2 separate regions of the Mus musculus genome follow, and region 1 is linked to region 2. Evidence: chromatin loops called from intact Hi-C (ENCODE). Cell type or tissue: left cerebral cortex. All regions are shown on one strand. Each heading gives the region's core, and the rest is flanking DNA. Links, peaks and the distances in the headings are about the cores only. Region 1 holds the start of Akr1e1 (aldo-keto reductase family 1, member E1). Region 2 has its middle 45 kb from the start of Akr1c14.

The links. A loop is a pair of places that touch in the nucleus more often than their neighbours do. Peaks named below come from ENCODE experiments on the same cell type or tissue, not always from the same donor. Only the 100,000 strongest peaks of a DNase experiment are listed, where the experiment ranks them.
Region 1: a loop joins it to region 2, with 4 times the contacts of the local background. A loop is called at or near these places in 9 of 42 quality-filtered maps.

What each region holds. Positions count from the first base shown.
Region 1 is chr13:4,603,183-4,614,825 of GRCm38, forward strand. It overlaps Akr1e1 (aldo-keto reductase family 1, member E1), which reads right to left and starts at 5,982. Exons shown (of 10, transcript NM_018859.2): 1 at 5,903-5,982; 2 at 4,209-4,376. The coding sequence starts at 5,941. It also overlaps the pseudogene Rpl29-ps2. In left cerebral cortex, for the core only: CTCF peaks have their summits at 5,519, 5,727 and 7,945 (motif pointing left); DNase peaks (open chromatin) are centred at 2,507, 3,132, 6,043 and 7,929; H3K4me3 peaks cover 1,453 bases; H3K27ac peaks cover 824 bases.
Region 2 is chr13:4,009,104-4,020,746 of GRCm38, forward strand. No RefSeq gene overlaps it. Among named protein-coding and RNA genes, the nearest start is that of Akr1c14, 45 kb to the right of the region's middle. In left cerebral cortex, for the core only: a CTCF peak has its summit at 4,883 (motif pointing right); no DNase peak of the experiment used is centred there.

The DNA of each region.
Region 1 (11,643 bases), core at 2,366-10,365, 590 kb after region 2:
TTCCCACGCAGGCGAGAGTCCTTAGTCCAGGCCTTGACTGGAGCACAAGAAAGCCTTCCATCAGGAGATTAGAAATGGTTCATTAGAAGAAAGCCTATCTCATTGAACAGAGACAGTTTATGGTTTTAGAGCTTTATTGTAGAAAGGCAGGGGGAAAGAGAGAAGAGAGGAGAGAGAGAGAGAGAGAGAGAGAGAGAGAGAGAGAGAGAGGCCATGGCCAAGAGGAGAGAAAGGGGAAAAAGAGAGAGAAGAAAGGCTAGAGTAAGAGTTTAGAGAGAGAGAGTGGGGAGAGAAGTAAGAGAGTGACAGGAGAGAGGAGAGGAGAGGAGAGGAGAGGAGAGGAGGGGAGGGGAGGGGAGGGGAGGGGAGGGGAGGGGAGGGGAGGGGAGGGGAGGGGAGAGGTTAGAGGAGGGACAGAGTAAGAGAGTATGGTGTGGCCAATCAGCCCCACTTATGGTGGGCTGTTATCTTTACTGTTGCTAGGTAACTGGGGAGGAGTGTAGCTTGAAGGTCAGAAGCTTCGGACATTGTCTAAGTGACAACTAGTGGTGCTTTTCCAGTAGGGGCTGTGGGGGCAGTAACTTCGACAAGAGCCAGAGTTCCAGGAGACATGAGGGAACGCCTACCATGCCATGAAGGTGAATTATCACCATTCTGGTGTTCAGACCTCAGCTTGACTGGAGACCAGACTGTCTGTGTGGGGCCCAATGCCCCACATTATCCTTAAAGATGGATGACTGAGTTTTTCACAGCTGGGTGCTTTACTTACTCAGGTCTAGGACAGGAAGGTATTGGGAGGGATGCAGGTGATTTGGATCCATGGAAATGAAGAAAGTAAAATCCAGGGAGGGAGTCCTATGTGGAGGAGGTCATTTTTTTTCCAATTCACAGACAGATCAAGTTTCTATTTACTGCACATCTTATGTAACCATTCAGGCTAAGCTAGGTGGGTATGGATTACACTGTATTAGCCATCTCCTATTGAGGCGGACATTTCCCCCCAGAACAAAAAATAGAAAAATACATAATTGTATTTACTGCATTTTCCCCTTCTACATTTGCACTAATGGTCACAGAAGCCAACCTGAGGCTCCATACACGCAAGTATAAATGAAAATTAATAGGTTAGTAGATCAAGACATGAAAATGAACAGCAGCTACAGTATAAAAATTAGGACCAGAGCTCTAATCCTCAGCACCCTGGTAAAAAGATATATTTCCTGTGACTTAGAACTGAGAAGGGGACATGGGGACAGGATGATTGTTTGGGCTTGTGGCTACTAGGCTACCTGAAGGTTCATTGAGAGACTGATAAACAAGCTGGTTTCTATCTGGGGCTGGAAAGTTATCTTACAGTAAAAGACAAACTAGGTTCATTTCTGTTATGATTAAATCTGTTTCTCAAGGACCTCTCCTCATCCTCTCTTCTCGTCCTCTCCTCTCCTCTCCTCTCCTCTCCTCTCCTCTCCTCTCCTCTCCTCTCCTCTCCTCTCTCCTCTCCTCTCCTCTCCTCTCCCTCCCTTACTCTCTCTCCTCACTCTCTATCTCTAAACCTCTTACTCTAGCCTTTCTTCTCTCTCTCTGGGCTGTGCTCCACTTGTAACCTTAACTACAAATGGTTCTGCACTGTCTGTTCCAAAGCATGCTCTGTCTCAAACAGTTGATAAGTCCACCTTGCAACCATGTCTTTGTTTTGGGAGATTCTTATGACCAACTTGTTATGCTTATTTTTGGCATGCTTATATTTGCCTCCCATTTGTAAATTTCCAACTCCTGCATTGTAAAATCCCACATCTTTCCCATGGATAATGTTGATCTCTTGAACCCAACCTTTAGGGTTAACCCATCTACAAAACAAAACAAAACAAAACAAACAAACAAAAACAAAAACAAAGTTTGCCTTTATGAATTTGGCCATCATTTAGGTTGACAGTCTCTCTTCTTGTAGCTATGAGATTAACAAGACCTTGTCTCCAGCGAACTGTATGGGTCAATTGTTAGAGGACGCCATTGGCATCCTCCTCGAGCTTCTTCATATGAACACAGGCATATATATGTGGACATACATCACACTCATATCATACACGCACACACTGAAACAAACTGACACACACATTCCAGAGAGAAAGAGATATAGAAAGGAGGAAGGGGAGAGAGATACAGAGACATGGAGATAGAGAGACAGAGAGACAGAGAAGACAGGGAGAAACCCAAATTAGATGTAAACGCATCTTACTACTAATAATAATTTCCTACTGTGAATAAATATATAACTTCCTTAATTTTAATTATATTTCAGGGATTCTTCCAAATCCCCAAAAGGACCAACACACTTTCACTGATGACTATCACCCACTTGGATGTAGTATACAATTACGATGCAGATGTGGAAATCCTGAGTTCCTCATCCCTCTGCCTGAAGATTCTCAAGAAAATCTTCCTCGTTAGCAAGTGCTCCCGAAGTCCTCTCCACCCACACTCTGTTCTAGCTTACACAATGATAGGCAGTAAAAATAGATCACAAAGACAGAAGCTAAGTCTCCAACAGAAACACCCCTGATATGTGGAACTACAGATGACAGTTGTACCACACTTGGCAAAAAGTAGCTTTAAACCTTAGTTTGACTGTGTTTCCTACAGTGTTTATTTCCTTCCTCTCTTCTGTATCCACTTCCACTTCTCATCCCTTCCTCACTGGGCAGCACAGTTATCACCTCTCACCTGTGCTGGTAATAACACTGTGTACAGTACCTGCTCCCGTCATCACCTGTGCTGGTAATAACACTGTGTACAGTACCTGCTCCCGTCATCACCTGTGCTGGTAATAACACTGTGTACAGTACCTGCTCCCGTCATCACCTGTGCTGGTAATAACACTGTGTACAGTACCTGCTCCCGTCATCACCTGTGCTGGTAATAACACTGTGTACAGTACCTGCTCCCGTCATCACCTGTGCTGGTAATAACACTGTGTACAGTACCTGCTCCCGTCATCACCTGTGCTGGTAATAACACTGTGTACAGTACCTGCTCCCGTCAGATACTGCCATGTCCTTTGCATCCGCCGGTAAAAGAAACCACCTGACTTAGAAACAGCTTTTTTTCTCAACCTCCTACATTTTAAGGAAACGTGCAAGCATCTTACACAGGAGGACTTTGGAGCCTTGACACCTCCAGCCTCCCTCTGCTTCACAGAGACTCCCACACCTGCTGCATTCATGCATACAGCATGATTGACTTCACAGAGACTCCCACACCTGCTGCATTCATGCATACAGCATGATTGACTTCACAGAGACTCCCACACCTGCTGCATTCATGCATACAGCATGATTGACTTCACAGAGACTCCCACACCTGCTCATTCATGCATACAGCATGATTGACTTCACAGAGACTCCCACACCTGCTGCATTCATGCATACAGCATGATTGACTTCACAGAGACTCCCACACCTGCTCATTCATGCATACAGCATGATTGACTTCACAGAGACTCCCACACCTGCTGCATTCATGCATACAGCATGATTGACTTCACAGAGACTCCCACACCTGCTCATTCATGCATACAGCATGATTGACTTCACAGAGACTCCCACACCTGCTGCATTCATGCATACAGCATGATTGACTTCACAGAGACTCCCACACCTGCTGCATTCATGCATACAGCATGATTGACTTCACAGAGACTCCCACACCTGCTCATTCATGCACACAGCGTGATTGACTTCACAGAGACTCCCACACCTGGTCATTCATGCATACAGCGTGATTGACTTGCTTCCTGCTTGTACAGCTATCACCTCAGAGTCAATTTCTTAGTGTGGAGTTTGGAATGTGCCCTTTGATCACCTCTAGCAGGTGATTCCAAGTTAAGGCCGGTCTATGTAGTAGACAAGAATTCAAAAGTGCTCGGACTTTATTCTCTTCACTACAGACACAAAGGTGGTGTCACTCAACCAAGATTTCATTCATGAAAGTATTGTTGATTGGTGGTATGTCTCTGCATGGCCACCTGAATGGCCAAATAATAAAACAAAGATGTAAGCAAACAAAACATAACCTCACATGTTCACAAAGCTAGAGGAGAATCAACTACATCCCCAAAGCACCAATTCCCATAAGGAAACTGACCAAATCCTCTAGGCTAGATGGTTCCAGCTCTGCCAGGAGCTTTGCCTGCGGAAGTGGAGAAGCCTTACCTTACTGACTACAAAGAGATCCTCTCTCTTCACCACGCCCTCCTTGATCTTCTCACTGATTCCCATTCCCACCTCGCTCTCATTGTGGTATAAGTAAGCACAATCGAAGTGCCGGTAGCCCAGGTTGATAGCCAACTTAACTGCATCAGTCACTTCTCCTGGGGAGGCCTGGAATATAACCAAACACAAGGAAAGTTTCTTCTGTCAGGGGAACCCAATCCCCTTTCTCCCCCGTCATGTGGGAAAGTATAGCCAAGCAATACATAAATACTCAAATCAGTAAAGCAGTATGAACATCAGCCAGACCAAAAGGTAGAGAATGGAACGTCATAGTCAGAATATGATTAATATTCTGTTCTGCTATCTTTACTCATTCTGGAAACAGGGTGCTTTTCAGCTCTTGCTGTGTTGTGCTTCCCGATTACAGAAGGGCTAAGAACAGCTGGGGCAGGAAGCGGTCTGATATTTAGCACCCAGGGATGCATGAATCAACTGTAAACATAAAACAAGTATCACACACATGGACTCACTCAATATCTGTAGGGTACACACAGGAAAAGCTTAGTGAGACACAGACATTTCCATCAAATATGAAAAGTGTAGCTCAAGGTAGCTTTGAATTTGATCTCTTCCTTGCTTTGTCCTAAATGACTTGGTTATTGGATCAAGGGGATATACATATCTAGCATAGCGACATTATTTAAGATCATCAGTCAGTGTCACATTTGCTATGGTTTTCCATTGCCTTCACATATTTTGAAAGTCATATTCCTGTGTCTTCAGGAGATAGAATTAAATGCTTCAATTGTGTTGGGAGGGTGATTCCCCCCCCCCCACACACACAGTTTTATTTATTTATTATTTTATTGACATTTCTTTCATCTCACATCTCAGCATTCACTATGTGGTACCAAAGAACACTCAAATCACCAAATTGCCAAAATAATAATAATAATAATAATAATCCCATCCTTTTTACAAAAAATTCTGGAGAAACATTTATTTGAAAACCTTCCTATAAACAGAATTTTTAAATTTACTTTTTTATCAAAAACAAAACAAAACAAAACCCCCAAACCATAAAAAGAAACAAATTTTGATCATGCCTCCCCCTCCCCCACAACTTGTCCCAGAGTCAGACAGGCCTATTCAACTATTCAACTTCACGTTCATTATGCCCTACATTCAAAATCAACTGAGCAAGCAGTGTAACTACTCGCAAATATCTCTAATGTCGCTAGTGGACTCCAGAAGTAGACATTACACTTACATCGGTGCAATTATTTAATTATTTTTATTTGGTTTGTTTTAGCATGCAAAGTAGCACGCTTCCTTGTGGCCATTTGACACACACTCGGTTTTGCTGTGCCAAGATGAGTGCCACTAGGCATAAATGATTTTTCGGAGGCTGGGGGTCCGTGATTAGCTCACACAAGGCTAGGTTAACAGCACACTGCTTTATTTAAAGTTAGTCTAACAGCTTTGAATCCTCGCAGGGAGCAGGGTGTTTTAGGATCACAGGAGAGAGAGTCCAACTTCTCCTCTAATCCGTCTGGGGGAAAACCTTAATCAGAGCCCGGGTCTGGAAGGAATCACCCTAGGCAAAAGAAATCCCGTGCCCCTGGCTGTTTTTGAGCATGTACTCATCAGGCTCCGGGACCCTTAGCCCCACCCACACCGGAGTGTGTCCTCACCTTCCAGGTGCCCAAGCCCACTGTAGGGATGTTTTCCATGGTTCCCCTTTGCTCAAAGGCTCAGCCTCTTCCTGCACTTTAGCGGCCAGAGAGCGTTCCAGGGACCTCAGGAAATGCCGTGATAGGCTGGAGTTCTGGCAGTTTAATTGGCTGATGGAGAGGTCGCTTGGTGCTCTGATTGGCTGAGAGCATAGTCCATCTTTCAGGGGACCTAAGCAATTGGGTTTGGTTGTGCTTTATCTCTGTCCTAAATCCTCTATGATCCTAAGAATTCCGTCTCCGAGCAACCTGCCTAAAGCCCAGATCCAGTGCTCTGTCCTTCTTGCAAACAGGCTGTGGTTCAGGATATTTCCTGGACATCAGATGTTTTAGATTGATGATCGTTTCTAGTATCCTGGAAAAAACAGGTTTGACTATATCAGCTGTCTTGAACCTTGCAATGATGATGAGTGCTACTTTGAGGTGATTGCCATTTTAGTAATAGAGGAAATATAATCTGAATATCATTTTTAAGGTGTGTCTTATGGAATTAAAAAAATCAAGATTAAAAATTAAACATCTCTGGAAGATTATTCACTGTAATAAGAACTAATAATAAGGGAGGTCATTTAAAGAGAGCAAATAGTATATAGGCAGATTTTGAGGGAGGAAAAGGAAGAGAGAAATGTAATTATAATTGCAAACAAAACAAAACAAAACAAAAACAAAAACCCAAGGGTCTTCCCACAAGATAATCCCTCAAAGGAATGCCTACAAGACTGTCTCCCAGGTGATTTTTAGGTCTTATTCAGTTGGCAATAATCCTAAAATCACAAGCTGAAACATCTAGAAGGAACCAGAAAACCAGCCCATAAACGCAAAGGTAAATAGCTATTTCGAAAATATTAGCATTACTAAGATGATTAGAAAAATTGAAGATTTGCGTGTTACAGTGCTTAGAATTTTGTATCCTTCACTATGTTTGTTAATAACTTATTAAAAACTTAGCAGAATTCAACAATTTTACAATTTCAACCCAAAGTTTTGTTTTGTTATTTTAATTTCTCTGTTGCCATATTACACATCTGTTCATTTGTTTGAGTTTTTCAAGTGCTCATGGCAGATGCACTGTGGATGTGGAAAACTCTACATCTTCTCCAGTTCTCTTTTTTTATTTATATTTTGTAAAAATGGCAAAGTTAAGCCATTAACGGTCAGACAACTATTTGTAGCTTTCGATCTTTATGCAGATTAACATGGAAGTATCCATTTGCAAGAGGATGTGTTTTCAGATGTTCAATATTATTAGTACTCTCTCTCTCTGATAAGCTTTTATTACTCATAGCGACACTTACACTTTCAGTTCATAAATCTATAGAAATATTGTCCTATCTTTAAATGATTTCTATCATTTCATAAAAGGGTAGTTTGATCTAGGGATGCCTTCTTTTTTAATGGTCATTTCAGATTTCTTAGGTAGTAATTTAGCAGAAACCAATGTTACAGATGTAAATACTTGAAAAACATACAAGCATGCTTTACAAGAAATTATTGAAACCTCAAAATTTGATGAGGTAGTTTATTTTAACACACAGAAAACTTTTGCCAGGTTCTCATGGCAGGCAGAGACAAATATATACACTAACATATACATAATGAACATATACACATGCATATGTATATGTGAATGCAAATACATCTGCTCAATTATCCATTCAATAAACAGCATATTCTGGTCAGTACAAGCAACTTAACAAGGGTAAACCGGAAATATTTGGATGCCATTAGGTTAATTTTGCATATGTATTTAATAAATGTCATTTTAGAAAACACATTTTATTCTTATATATAGGTAATTGTGAGAAAAATCAACAAATTTAAAGGGCAAGCTGGTAACTACACAGGAGACACTTCACCTAAACTTTGGAACTATTTTGCAATAATTCTTCATAATTAAGAAATACAATTGAAGACACACTAATAAGTTGTATGAAAAAACAAAATCATAAGACACATGAACTTTATAAGTTGATTCTTCCTGCCCTCTGGTGGTTGTTTCTCAAAATACAGATGTGTATGTAGGAATATATGTAGGGTGTGTATAAAACATATATAAATGATATATAATATATAAATGTATATCTAGAAATACATATATTTAGACATGTATTTATGAACACATATATGTCTATACATATGTGTATATGTGTGTTTAATTGAAATGCCATACTACCTCACACAGAGTATAACATTTCTCCCAGTTGCTAAATAAAAAGCTCAGTGACAGGTGTACCATACCTTACCTTAAGCTGTTGTTTTGGAGGTTGCAGAGACCTCTAAAATATTGCAGGTCATTGACGGTGATCTTGGATGTGGACCAGAAGAATTTGATGATATAATTCTAGTATTAAAGACATCATATATTCTGTTCATAGGAAACAGAGAAATAAAGTTGGTATTGACTAGGGAACTTCTCTGCTATCCAGATTGCATGCTGTGTGGGCTGCTGTAGGAGAAAAGTCATCAATAGGTTTTCTATCAGAAAACATTGGAGGCAAAATGATATGCTGCATGGCAAGATATGCTTGTAGACATGCATAAATGTTTTGGGCAGGTAATCAGTTCATTCTGACTAGATATGAGGACCATTCCACAGAGAAAAATGCATGCCTAGCACAATAATCATGGACAAGAATTCATGGTTGCAGAATGAACAAGCCCGGGATTAATCTACTAATATCAGCTTTCTAAATAACATTAGACTATTGTCTGAATGGTTAATCTATATAACTTTGAATGGTGCACCTCTTAGATTTTATCAGAGAGATGTCTTTGTTCTGTAGAGGGAAATCAATACAGAAACATACAATCGGTCAATGCATAGAGAACACCTCATGTTTGTGAGGTGTTCATCCACAGATGAGACAGCTATATCACAAACCTCCTCACAAGATTCAGAGGTCCCTTTAGGAGAGGTGGGTCAAAGAGTGGTAAGTTGGAGAGAACTGAAGCCAAACAATGGTTTTTTTGCACATGATATTAGCATGAGTTTGCAGCAGCAGTGGTTGCCTGCAAAAAACCTAAGCAAGAGCAAGACAATAAAAGACTCAGTGTGTAAAGCATGAGAGTCTTGAGTGCCCCACCCCTAGCTGATGAGCTATTGATAAGCAGATGACTGCTTCTAGAGGAAGGGTAGTTGGTTCTCGTTAAGTTTATAATTTCTGGTAAGTCAACCATACTCAAGTGGATGCCCCCACAGCTGTGAGTCTGTGGACATATGGACAGAGCACATTGGATTGGTGAGAGACGGGAGTAGGGGTCAGGTGGGAGTTTGGCAGGTGTGGGGAGTGGATCCAGAAGAAGTTACAGAGTGAAATTCTGGGTGAAACAATCAAAATACTTTGTATAGATGTGTGAAATTCTCAAGAAATTAATACAAATAAAATAACAACTGCATACACAGAAATCTATTATTAGAGAAAAAATGACTCCATCACAATGGACAACATTGACTGTATATAACTGAAGCAGGATACACATTATTTCATTATCTCATTAGCACATTCACTAAAGGGATAATATTCTGGACCAAATATATACATAAATGGGCTTTAGTGTATAAAATACCATATCATTTGGACTTTGAGTTACAAGTTGTTTCTCCACCTCTGAGAGGACAGAAACCAGAAGGGACAAACCTACAGCAAATGGTGGCAATTATAAGAAAGTAGGCTAAATGTTGTGAGAGAATGAGTAGGAGACGGGGAGGTGTTATGAGATATGGAAAAAGAATAGCCAACAGGGTATAATGTGTTGTAATAGTGTGGGCTGTAGGAGGCACCCACTTCTGATATCTGCATTAGACAGTTGAATGGATGAAGATTCAATCTGTCAACAATAAAAGGGTAAGACAAATGCTAGGAAAGGATTGAGGGTATTTGAGACCTGTGGCATTGTACTTAGTTTAGTTTTTGTATTGATTTTCCAAAAGAGCATTGTTTAGATCAAAGATGAAACACTTTCTAGAAAAAGAAAGAACTTAGCATCAAAATTTTCTATGTGATAAGTGTCCCAAGTTATGAGTAAAGAGTTGAAAAGACAAAACAGCTTGATAGGCATACATAAAACTTCTGTTTCTTAGTCTCATAGTTAGCCCCCTCTCCAACCCACATACACAGAGAGAGGGGAGATAAGGAATTGGAGAAGAGGGGAGGGATGGAGCAAGAGGGATGGGAGCAGGAGAGGGAAAGAGAAAATGGGAGAAAGAAAAGCAAGGAGAAAAGGAAGAAAAGACTTTGAGTTGACCAAGACTTAAAGTTAGCACACAACTTAAACATGGAAAATCCATGACACCTATATTAGTTAATTTCCTGTTTCTGAATAAACACCTCAAGAAATGTAATTTAAGAAAGAATAAGTGTATATTGGATTAAGATTCCAGAGTGAAGTGTTCATCAATGGAGGGTAAAGCCTGGCAGCAGGCTGCATGAGCAAGAAGGTGGCTGATGAAATTTATTCACACATAGAAAGAAGAGAGTGGGAGTGAAGGAGGAGGAGGAGGAGGAGGAGAGAAGGAGGAGGAGGAGGAGGAGGAGGAGGAGGAGGAGGAGAAGAAGAAGAAGAAGAAGAAGAAGAAGAAGAAGAAGAAGAAGAAGAAGAAGAAGAAGAAGAAGAAGAAGAAGAAGAAGAAGAAGAAAGAGAGAGAAAGAGAGAGAGAGAGAGAGAGAGAGAGAGAGAGAGAGAGAGAGAGAAACAGAGACAGAGACAGAGACAGAGACAGAGACAGAGAGAGCAATCAACTAGGGAGACTCAGATATTGGGACTAATTGTGAAGGGTGTGGCTAAAGGTGTTGACATAATGTCCTCTATAGATAATCTCAAGTTTATCTGAAATATCTAAAGCTTAGGGTGAGAGGAATATGTCTCATGACATCAAGATACTTGCCTAGAGAAAGGGAAAGTAGGTCAAATCAAGTTCACTGCTATGTCCAAAGTATGTATTACCTATATGTCAAAATTACAAAGGCACTTTGTAAAGAAGTAGCCATTGAAAAACAAAAAACCTTTTTCTCTTCCGGTCCCAGGCACTTCGGGAGCCGCGGGTTACTGTGCAGACATGGCCAAGTCCAAGAACCACACCACACACAACCAGTCCCGCAAATGGCACAGAAATGGCATCAAGAAACCCCGGTCGCAAAGATACGAATCTCTTAAGGGGGTTGACCCCAAGTACCTGAGGAACATGCACTTTGCCAAGACGCACAACAAGAAAGGCCTGAAGAAGATGCAGGCCAACAATGCAAAGGCAGTGAGTGCGCGCGCAGAGGCCATCAAGGCCCTGGTGAAGCCTCAGGCCATCAAGCCCAAGATGCCAAAAGGCCCCAAACTCAAGCGGCTGGCTTTCATCGCTCACCCTAAGCTTGGGAAGCGGATTCAAAGCTACATGGCCAAGGGTCAGAGGCTCTGCCAACCGAATCCTAAGGTTCAAATCAAGGCAGGGGCCAAAGCTCCAGCTAAGGCCCAGGCTTCAGCTCCAGCCCAGGCTCCCAAAGGTGCTCAGGCCCCCAAAGGTACACAGGCCCCTGTGAAGGCCCCATAGAAAAGGCTCCTGCCTGTGTGAAGACAGACAGACTGCTGTGACACACCTCCCCACACACTATTTGCAGATGACCAGGGTCCTATGTTGTTCTTACAAACAAACTCAGGCAAGATCTGTTAAAAAAAAAAAAAGAAAGTACCCAAGGAGCTAAAAGAGATCTGCA
Region 2 (11,643 bases), core at 1,766-9,765:
GAGTATGCTGTGTATTCATTTCCATTAAATTCTAGGAGGTCTTTAAGTTCTTTCTTTATTTCTTCATTGACCCATTTTTTTTTTCATAGAGAGTTGTTCAGTTTCCATGAGTTTGTAAGCTTTCTGTTGTTGATATCCAGCTTTAACCCACAGTGATCTGATAGGATGCTGGGAATTATTTCAAAATTCTTGTATCTGTTGAGACTTGCTTTGTATCAGAGTAGGTGGTCAGTTTTGGAGAAAGTTTCATGAGGTACAGAGAAAAATGTTTATCCGTTGGTGTTTGAGTGAAATATCTGTAAACATCTGTTAGACACATTTGATATACAATGTCTGTTAACTCCAGTATTTCTCTGGTTTTTGTCTAGATGACTTGTTTATTGGTGAGAGTAGGGTGTTGAAATCTTGTCCTATCTGTGTGTGAGGGTCAATATGTGATTTAAGCTATAGTAGTGTTTCTTTTACAGAGGTGGGTGCCCTTGTGTTTAGGGAATAGATGTTAAAAATTGAAATTGTCATCTTGGTGAATTTTGTTTTCTTTGATGAGTATGTAGTATCTTTCCCTATCCATTTTGATTAGTTTTGGTTTGAAGTGAGATATTAAAATGGCTATACCAACTTGTTTCTTAGGTCCATTTGTTTTGAATATCATTTTTGAATCCTTTATCTTGAGATAATGTTTATCTTTGAGATTGAAGTGTGTTTCTTGAATGCAGCAAAATCACGAGTCCTGTTTCTGCATCCATTATCTTTGTCTGTGTCTTTTTATTGGGGGAATTGAGACCATTACTATTAAGACATTTCAATGACCAATGTGTTGATTACTCTTATTTTTATGGTGTGTGTATGCAGTATATCATTTTCTGTAGGACTGGATTTGTAGATACATAGAGTTTAAATTTTGTTTTATCATGGAATATCTTATTTTCTCCATGTATGGTGACTGAGAGTTTGGCTGAGTATAATAGTATTCTGGTCTGGGACCTGTGGTCTCTTAGAGTCTATAGCACATTTGTTAGGCCTTTCTAGTTTTAAAATCTCCACTGAGAGGTCAGATGTAATTCTAATAAGTATGCCTTTGGTGTTACTTGGTCCTTTCCCCTTGTAACTGCTAATATTATTTCTTTCTTTCTGTATGTTAAGTGTTTTGATTATTATATATAAAGGTACTTTCTTTCCTGGTCCAATCCATATGCATCTTATACTTTTATAGACATCTCCTTCTTTTGGTTAGGAATATTTTCTTCTATGACTTTGAAAATATTTTCTGGGCCTTTGAGCTGGGTTTCTTATTTTTGCTCTATTCTTACTATTCTTAGATTTGGTCTTTTCATACTGTGCCAGGTCTCCTGGATGTTTTGTGTCAGGAAATTTTTAGATTTAACATTTTCTTTGACCAATGTACCCATTTTTTCTATTGTATATTCAACACCTGAGATTGTTCCATTTCTTGTATTCTATTGGTGATGCTTGCCTCTGTAGTCCCTGTTCAAATTCCCAATTTTTAAATTTCCAGCATTGATTCTATATCCACATTCAGGTCTTGCACAGTTTTATTCTGTTCCTTGCATTGTTTGTCTTTTCCTGGGTTTCTTCAAGGGTCTATATTATCTTTATACAAGTTATTGTTAGGTCTTTTCCTTGGGTTTCAGCTATGTTTGAATATTAGGTGCCTGCTGAGGTAGGAAAGCTGGGCTCCAGTAGAGACGTACTGTCTTGATTGTTATTAATTGCGTTTTTATGCTGACATTTAGGTATCTGGGATTGGGAGTCTGGGCAATAAAAATCTAGTTTTTTTCTCTGTTCGGTGAGTGTTTTGATCTTTGGACTTTGGGAAAGTGTGTTGACTATGTGTGGCTTGCTAAACATTTTCTGTGGATCTGTTTTCCTGGCCTGTTTCGCTGGTGTGTTCCCAAGGTATGCCTGCTTGTGTTGTGAGGTTGGCATAATTGGGTGACTTTGGGGAGAAGATATTTGTTATTTATTGAGGGTGATGTCAGAGAGGAAATGGAGACTGCAGCAGGTTTTCTGCTACAGTTGGAGATGAGACTGAGGGGATCTGGAGGAGCAGCAGGAGAGGTGTGGTTCTGCCTATTTGTTGCCCTGCTCTATTGCTCTTTTTAATAATTGCATATTCTTTGGTAATTTCACACTTGTGTGCAATGTATTTAGATAGTATTCATCTCATACTTCCTCTGCAATGCTTCCCATGACCCACGCCCTACTTTTTTGTTTTTTTGAACTTCATGACTTCTTCCTTCTACTGTATGGGTTTCGTGGACTGAACTCAGATTGCCACTCTGGGTGGCAAGCTCATTTACTTGCTGAGCCATCTCCCTGGGCCAGTTCCATGGTTCTATATTAGGACCACTTTATTAGTGATGAGGATGAACCAGAATTCAGTATTCTGGTTACAACTGCTACGTGATAAGCAAATTCCTTCTTATGTGTTGTTGAGTCAGACACTGTTCAAAGCAGAAGTTTGAGCTTGGGCTATAACTTGGTTGGTAGAGTGTTTACCCAGCATGTATGAACATGGGGCTCAGTCTCCAGAACTATATAAACCTGTCATGGTGGTGGTATAAGCCTGTAATCCTAGCACTTGGGAGGTAAAGGGAGAAGGATCAGGTATTCAAGAGTGATTTTGAGGCCAGCCTGGTCTGTATGAGATTCTGTCTCAAAGCTAACCAATCAAGCCATCGTCATCAAATATCACAAAAGAAAACATCGAGTAATGTTATCCATCTGTGCAAGGGCTCTGACATATATGAGAGATGACTGTTGTTGAGCTTGTTGCACATCAGAGTCCTCTGTTTTGTTTTGGATGACAAAGCACCTGGAAGACAAGTACCACACAGTGCTTTGCATTTTTAGAAAGCCTCAGAGTAAGAAGCTCAGTAGAGCTGTTTTGCTCACAGCCTGCCCTGCTCATCTAGTGACTGACAAGGTGCTTAGAGATGGAGGGCATTCTAATTTTATCTGTAGTCATTGTCTGTGCCACCTGGGACAAAACACCCTGATTTGTCAGTGACATAGGCTTCAGTTTTCCTGTCTGTGACATAGGCTGGTGGGAGTAATAGTTCTTAAATGGTCAATACTTTTTTTTTTTTTAACAATTTTTTATTAGATATTTTCTTCAGTTGCCTTTCAAATGCTATCCCGAAAGTCCACTATACCCTCCCTGCAACCTGCTCCCCAACCCACCCACTCCCTCTTCCTGGACCTGGCATTCCCCTGTACTGGGGCATATAATCTTTGCAAGACCAAGGGCCTTTCCTTCCAATGATGGCTGACTAGGCCATCTTTTGCTATATATGCAGCTAGAGACATGAGCTCAGGGGGTACTGGTTAGTTCATATTGTAGTTCCTCCTACAGGGTTACAGACCCCTTCAGCTCCTTGGGTACTTTCTCTAGCTCCTCCATTGGAGGCCCTGTGTTCCATCCAATAGATGACTGTGAGCATCCACTTCTGTATTTGCCAGGCACTGGCATAGCCTCACAAGAGACAGCTATATCAGGGACATGTCAGCAAAATCTTGTTGGCATATGTAATAGTGTCTGAATTTGGTGGCTGATTATGGGATGGATTTCCTGGGTGGGGCAGTCTCTGGATGGTCCTTCCTTCTCTCTCAGCTCCAAACTTTGTCTCTGTAACTCCTTCGATGGGTATTTTGTTCCCAATTCTAAGGAGGGACGAAGTATCCACACTTTGGTCTTTCTTCTTCTTGAGTTTCATGTGTTTTGCAAATTGTATGTTGGGTATTCTAAGTTTCTGGGCTACTATCCATGTATCAGTGAGTACATATCATGTGAGTTCTTTTGTGATTGAGTTATCTCACTCAGGATGATATCCTCCAGATCCACCCATTTGCCTAAGAATTTCATAAATTCATTGTTTTTAATAGCAGAGTAGTAATCCATTGTGTAAGTGAACCACATCTAGTGGGAAAAAGACAGCATTTTCAACAAATGGTGCTGGCACAACTGGCAGTTATCACGTAGACGAATTCTAATTGATCCATTCTTATCTCCTTGTACAAAGCTCAAGTCTAAGTGGATCAAGGAACTCCACATAAAACCAGAGACACTGAAACTTATAGAGGAGAAAGTGGGGAAAAGACTCGAAGATATGGGCACAGGGGAAAAATTTCTGAAGAGAACATCAATGGCTTGTGCTGTAAGATTGAGAATCGACAAATGGGACCTCATAAAAATGCAAAGCTTCTGTAAGGCAAAAGACATTGTCAATAAGACAAAAAGGCCACCAACAGATTGGGAAAGGATTTTTACCAATCCTAAATCCGATATAGGGCTAATATCCAATATATACAAAGAACTCAAGAAGATGGACTCCAGAAAATCAAATAACCCCATTTAAAAATGGGGCACAGATCTAAACAAATAATTCTCACCTGAGGAATACCGAATGGCTGAGAAGCACCTAAAAAAATGCTCAACATCCTTAATCATCAAAACAACTCTGAGATTCCATCTCACTCCAGTCAGAATGGCTAAGATCAAAAATTCAGGTAACAGCAGATGCTGGCAAGGATGTGGAGAAAGAGGAACACTCCTCCATTGTTGGTGGGATTGCAAGCTTGTACAACCACTCTGGAAATCAGTCTGGCAGTTCCTCAGAAAATTGGATGTAGTACTACCAGAGCATCCAGCAATACCTTTACTGGGCATATACCCAGAAGATGTTCCAACTGATAATAAGAACACAAGCTCCACTATGTTCATAGCAGCCTTATTTATAATATCCAGAAGCTGGAGAGAACCCAGATGTCCCTCAACAGAGGAATAGATATAGAAAATATGGCCAATTCTTTTTTTTTTTATTTTAAACTTGTGGTGATGTAATATTGAATTTGACCACAAGATGGGACTATTATCTAAGATTTGCTGAAAGTCAGTAGGCAAAAAAAAAAAATGTTCCTGCTTCAAATTCCTTGGTTAGAGTTCTTTTGTGTTGAAATATGTAGTTCAATCCCTAAAACCAATATAAGGTGGTAAAAAAGGAGATGCCATAGAATTGTTCTTTTACTTCCACAACACACATACACACACAGACACACAGACACACACACAGCCATACACACACACACACACAAACTTCTGGGATTAAGAGAAAAACTCTACAAGTTTGCACTCACACCAGCAGTTATATTCATGGAAGTGTTTCCTTTAACTGACAAGCACACAGGAAAAGGGGATAAGAAAATGTTATTCTGTTGCCAACATTTATCAGTGCTACTTTGCCACTTTGCCAGTGGCAGAGGAAGTAAAAATACTTAAATTTTCTTTACATTGTCTAGACATTATATAGAAGACAATCATTGCCATGTTATGAAACCCATTGCTCTTCAGAAAACTCAAAGGAAGAAAATATGGAACCTAGTAGACAAAGCTTGTGAAAGTAAGTTGTGAGTGTATTTGGGGCTGTAGATTTCTGTTGTGGAGATGGAGACCACCCACCATGCACATACAGGACATTCTCTTTGTGGGAGCTGATGAGGTGTTAGATGAACACATTAGTTCAACATGTGGTTTAAACCAGGCACAACAGAAACTCTCAGTCTAAAGGAAACATTTAATTTGCCATCACTGTGTGTGTGCGAATACACATGTGTATTTATATCACTATGTGTATCTGTATACAAATGTGTGCATGTGTTTTCTTCTTTAAAAGATTTTTGATTAAAAAAAAAAAGCCTTCCGGTCGGTTCCAGCTCCACTGGGTCATCTTGAGTGTGAACTCAGTGGACAGTCCCACAGTCCCCAGAGGACTTTCCATGCAATTGTAGGATCACTGGTGAGTGGAACACAACATCTGTTCCAAACCAATTGTGATGGGCCTGTGACAGCAGGAGCAAGGACACAGGAGCCCTGCCTGACCAGTGGCTCGGGTTCCTTTTGATTGGTGCTGGTATAGCTTGGTTTTGAATACACCAGACAACCTCATGGTCCCCAGAGAAGACACCACTTCCAGGCACTGTAACACACCCAGGATCTTAGGATTCCAGGATCCCAGGATAACAGGAGCTTGGTCACATCAGGATCTCAGGGTCTCAGAGGAAGCTTGACTGCCAAGAACTCTGACACACCCAGAAACTCAGGTTCACAGGTGCCCAGAATCACAGGATCACAGAGAAAGCTGGACTCTGAAGAGTCCTGAATCAACTGGGATTATAGGAAGGACAGGCTCCAATCAGATATATTGAGGGCAGCAAGGACTTGAGATAATCAGATGGCAGGAGGCAAGCATAAGAACAGAAGCGACAGAAGCCAAGGTTACTTGGCATCATCAGAACCAAACTCCCACCATACACCACCATAACACCAGAAAAGCAAGATATGGATCTAAAGTCACTTCTCATGATGATGATGGAGGACTTTAAGAAGGAAATAAATAGCTCCCTTAAAGAAATACAGGAAAACACAGGTAAACAGCTAGAAGTCCTTAAAGAGGAAACACAAAAACCCCCTAGAGAGTTACAGGAAAACACTACCAAACAGGTGAAAGAATTGAACAAAACCATTCAGGATCTAAAAATGGAAGTAGAAACAATAAAGAAAACACAAAGGGAGACAACTCTGGAGATAAAAACCCTAGGAAAGAAATCAGGAACCATAGATGCAAGCATCAGCAACAGAATAAAAGAGATGGAAGAGAGAATCTCAGGTGCAGAAGATTCCAAAGTAAACATAGACACAACAATCAAAAAATGCAAAATGCAAAAAGATCCTAAGTCAAAACATCCAGGAAATCCAGGAAACAATGAGAAGACCAAACCTAAGGATAATAGGTATAAATGAGAATGAAGATTTTCAACTTAAAGGGCCAGTAAATATCTTCAACAAAATTATAGAAGAAAACTTCCATAACCTAAAGAAAGAGATGCCCATGAACATACAAGAAGCCTACAGAACTCCAAATAGACTGGACCAGAAAAGAAATTCCTCTTCACACATAATAATCAGAACAACAAATGCACTAAATAAAGAGAGAATATTAAAAGCAGTAAGGGAGAAAGGTCAAGTAACATATAAAGGCAGGCCTATCAGAATTACACCAGACTTTTCACCAGAGACTATGAAAGGCAGAAGAGCCTGGAGAGATGTTATACAGACCCTAAGAGAACACAAATGCCAACCCAGGCTACTATACCCAGCACAACTCTAAATTACCATAGATGGAGAAACCAAAGTATTCCACGACAAAACCAAATTCACACAATATCTCCATGAATCCACCCTTTCAAAGGATTAATAAAGGGAAAACTCCAACACAAGGAGGGAAATGACACCATAGAAAAACCAAGAAAGTAATCCTTCAACAAACCTAAAAGAAGATAGCCAAAAGAGCAAAATCCTAACTCTAACAACAAAAATAGCAGGAGGTAACAATTTCTCTTAATATCAATGGACTCCATTCACCCAATAAAAAGATATAGACTAACAGACTGGCTACATAAGCAGGACCCAACATTTTGCTGCATACAGGAAACCCACCTCAGGGACAAAGACAGATACTACCTCAGAGTAAAAGGCTGGAAAACAATTTTCCAAGCAAATAGTCTGAAGAAACAAGCTGGAGTAACTATTCTAATATGGAATAAAATCAACTTCCAACCCAAAGTTATTAAAAAAGATAAGGAGGGGCACTTCATACTCATCAAAGGTAAAATCTTCCTAGATGAACTCTCAAATCTGAATATCTATGCTCCAAATGCAAGGGCAGCCACATTCATTAAGGAAACTTTAGTAAAGCTCAAAGCACATGGTATACTTCACACAATAATAGTGGGAGACTTCGACACCCCACTCTCATCAATGAACAGATAGTGGAAACAGAAACTAAACAGAGACACAGTGAAACTAACAGAAGTCATGAAACAAATGGAGTTAACAGATATCTACAGAACATTTTATCCTAAAACAAAAGGATATACCTTCTTCTCACCACCTCATGGTACCTCCTCCAAAATTGACAATATAATCGGTCACAAAACAGGCCTCAACAGATACAAAAATATTGAAATTATCACATGCACCTTATCAGATCACCACGGCCTAAGGCTGATCTTTAATAAAAACATTAATAATAGAAAGCCAAAACTCACATGGAAGCTGAACAACAATCTACTCAATGATAACTTGGTCAAGGAAGAAATAAAGAAAGAGATTAAAGACTTTTTAGAGTTTTAATGAAAATAAAGGAGGCGAGAGCCACAGAGCCTCTGAGGTGGCACCATTTTCGGCTCCAGACAACTGGCCACCTTCCTGGTCACAGCACAGGTGTCCGCCCGGCCCGAGAGGCTTCTGCCTCAGGTTCCGCGGAAGCCAGCTTGGTTCCGGGACTCCGCGGAGGGCAGTCTGCACAGGTGAGATTACCAGATGGCGAAAGGTAAATGTAAGAATCTTACTAACAGAAACCAGGACCACTCACCATCATCAGAACCCAGCACTCCCACTTCGCCCAGTCCAGGGCACTCCAACACACCTGAAAAGCTAGACCTGGATTTAAAAGCATATCTCATGATGATGGTAGAGGACATCAAGAAGGACTTAAATAACTCACTTAAAGAAATACAGGAGAACACTGCTAAACAAGTAAAAGACATTAAAGAGGAAACACAAAAATCCCTTAAAGAATTGCAGGAAAACACAACTAATCAGGTGATGGAATTGAATAAAACCATCCAAGACCTAAAAAGGGAAGTAGACACAATAAAGAAAACCCAAAGTGAGGCAACGCTGGAGATAGAAAACCTAGGAAAGAAATCTGGAACCATAGATGCGAGCATCAGCAACAGAATACAAGAGATGGAAGAGAGAATTTCAGGTGCAGAAGATTCCATAGAGAACATCGGCACAACAATCAAAGAAAATGGAAAATGCAAAAAGATCCTAACTCAAAACATCCAAGAAATCCAGGAAACAATGAGAAGACCAAACCTACGGATAATAGGAGTGGATGAGAATGAAGATTTTCAACTCAAAGGACCAGCAAACATCTTCAACAAGATTATTGAAGAAAACTTCCCAAATCTAAAGAAAGAGATGGCCATGAACATACAAGAAGCCTACAGAACTCCAAATAGACTGGACCAGAAAAGAAATTCCTCTTCACACATAATAATCAGAACAACAAATGCACTAAATAAAGATAGAATACTAAAAGCAGTAAGGGAAAAAGGTCAAGTAACATATAAAGGCAAACCTATCAGAATTACACCAGACTTTTCACCAGAGACTATGAAAGCCAGAAGAGCCTAAACAGATGTTAATACAGACCCTAAGAGAACACAAATTCCAGCCCAGGCTACTATACCCAGCCAAACTCTAAATTACCATAGATGGAGAAACCAAAGTATTCCACGACAAAACCAAATTCACACAATATCTCCATGAATCCAGCCCTTCAAAGGATAATAACAGAAAAAAACCAATACAAGGACGGAAACCACGCCCTAGAAAAAACAAGAAGGTAATCCCTCAACAAACCTAAAAGAAGACAGCAAGAACAGAATGCCAACTTTAACAACAAAAATAACAGGAAGCAACAATTACTTTTCCTTAATATCTCTTAATATCAATGGTCTCAACTCCCCAATAAAAAGACATAGACTAACAAACTGGCTACACAAACAAGACCCAACATTTTGCTGCTTACAGGAAACTCATCTCAGAGAAAAAGATAGACACTACCTTAGAATGAAAGGCTGGAAAACAATTTTCCAAGCAAATAGTCTGAAGAAACAAGCTGGAGTAGCCATTCTAATATCTAACAAAATCGACTTCCAACCCAAAATAATCAAAAAAGACAAGGAGGGGCACTTCATACTCATCAAAGGTAAAATCCTCCAAGAGGAACTCTCAATTCTGAATATATATGCTACAAATACAATGGCAGCCACATTCATTAAAGAAACTTTAGTAAAGCTCAAAGCACACATTGCACCTCACACAATAATAGTGGGAGACTTCAACACACCACTTTCACCAATGGACAGATCATGGAAACAGAAACTAAACAGGAACACAGTGAAACTAACAGAAGTGATGAAACAAATGGATCTGACAGATATCTACAGAGCATTTTATCCTAAAACAAAAGGATATACCTTCTTCTCAGCACCCCATGGTACGTTCTCCAAAATTGACCACATAATTGGTCACAAAACAAGCCTCAACATATACAAAAATATTGAAATTGTCCCATGCATCCTATCAGATCACCATGGACTAAGGCTGATCTTCAATAACAAAATAACTAATAGAAAGCCAACATTCATGTGGAAACTGAACAACACTCTTCTCAATGATAACTTGGTCAAGGAAGGAATAAAGAAAGAGATTAAGGACTTTTTGGAGTTTAATGAAAATGAAGCCACAACATACCCAAACTTATGGGACACAATGAAAGCATTCCTAAGAGGAAAACTCATAGCTCTGAGTGCCTCCAAAATGAAACTAGAGAGAGCACACATTAGCAGCTTGACAACACACCTAAAAGCTCTAGAACAAAGGGAAGCAAATTCACCCAAGAGGAGTAGAAGGCAGGAAATAATCAAACTCAGGGGTGAAATCAACCAAGTGGAAACAAGAAGAACTATTCAAAGAATCAACCAAACGAGGAGCTGGTTCTTTGAGAAAATCAACAAGATAGATAAACCATTAGCTAGACTCACCAGAGGGCACAGGGAAAGCATCCTAATTAACAAAATCAGAAATGAAAAGGGAAACATAACAACAGATCCTGAAGAAATCCAAAACACCATCAGATCCTTCTACAAAAGGCTATACTCAACAAAACTGGAAAACCTGGATGAAATGGACAAGTTTCTAGACAGATACCAGGTACCAAAGCTAAATCAAGATCAGGTTAATGATCTAAACAGTCCTATATCCCCTAAAGAAATAGAGGCAGTCATTATTAGTCTCCCAACCAAAAAAAAGCCCAGGACCAGATGGGTTTAGTGCAGAGTTCTATCAGACCTTCAAAGAAGACCTAATTCCAGTTCTTCACAAACTATTCCACAAAATAGAAACGGAAGGTACTCTACCCAACTCATTCTATGAAGCCACAATTACTCTGATACCTAAACCACAAAAAGACCCAACAAAGATAGAGAACTTCAGACCAATTTCCCTTATGAATATCGATTCAAAAATCCTCAATAAAGTTCTTGCTAACCGAATCCAAGAACACATCAAAACAATCATCCATCCTGACCAAGTAGGTTTCATCCTAGGAATGCAGGGATGGTTCAATATATGGAAATCCATCAACATAATCCAGTATATAAACAAACTCAAGACAAAAACTACATGATCATCTCGTTAGATGCTGAGGAAGCATTTGACAAAATCCAACACCCATTCATGATAAAAGTCTTGGAAAGATCAGGAATTCAAGGCCCATACCTAAATATGATAAAAGCAATCTACAGCAAACCAGTAGCCAAAATCAAAGTAAATGGTGAGAAGCTGGAAGCAATCCCACTAAAATCAGGGACTAGACAAGGCTGTTCACTCTCGCCCTATCTATTCAACATTGTACTTGAAGCCCTAGCCAGAGCAATTAGACAACATAAGGAGATCAAGGGGATCCAAATTGGAAAGGAAGAAGTCAA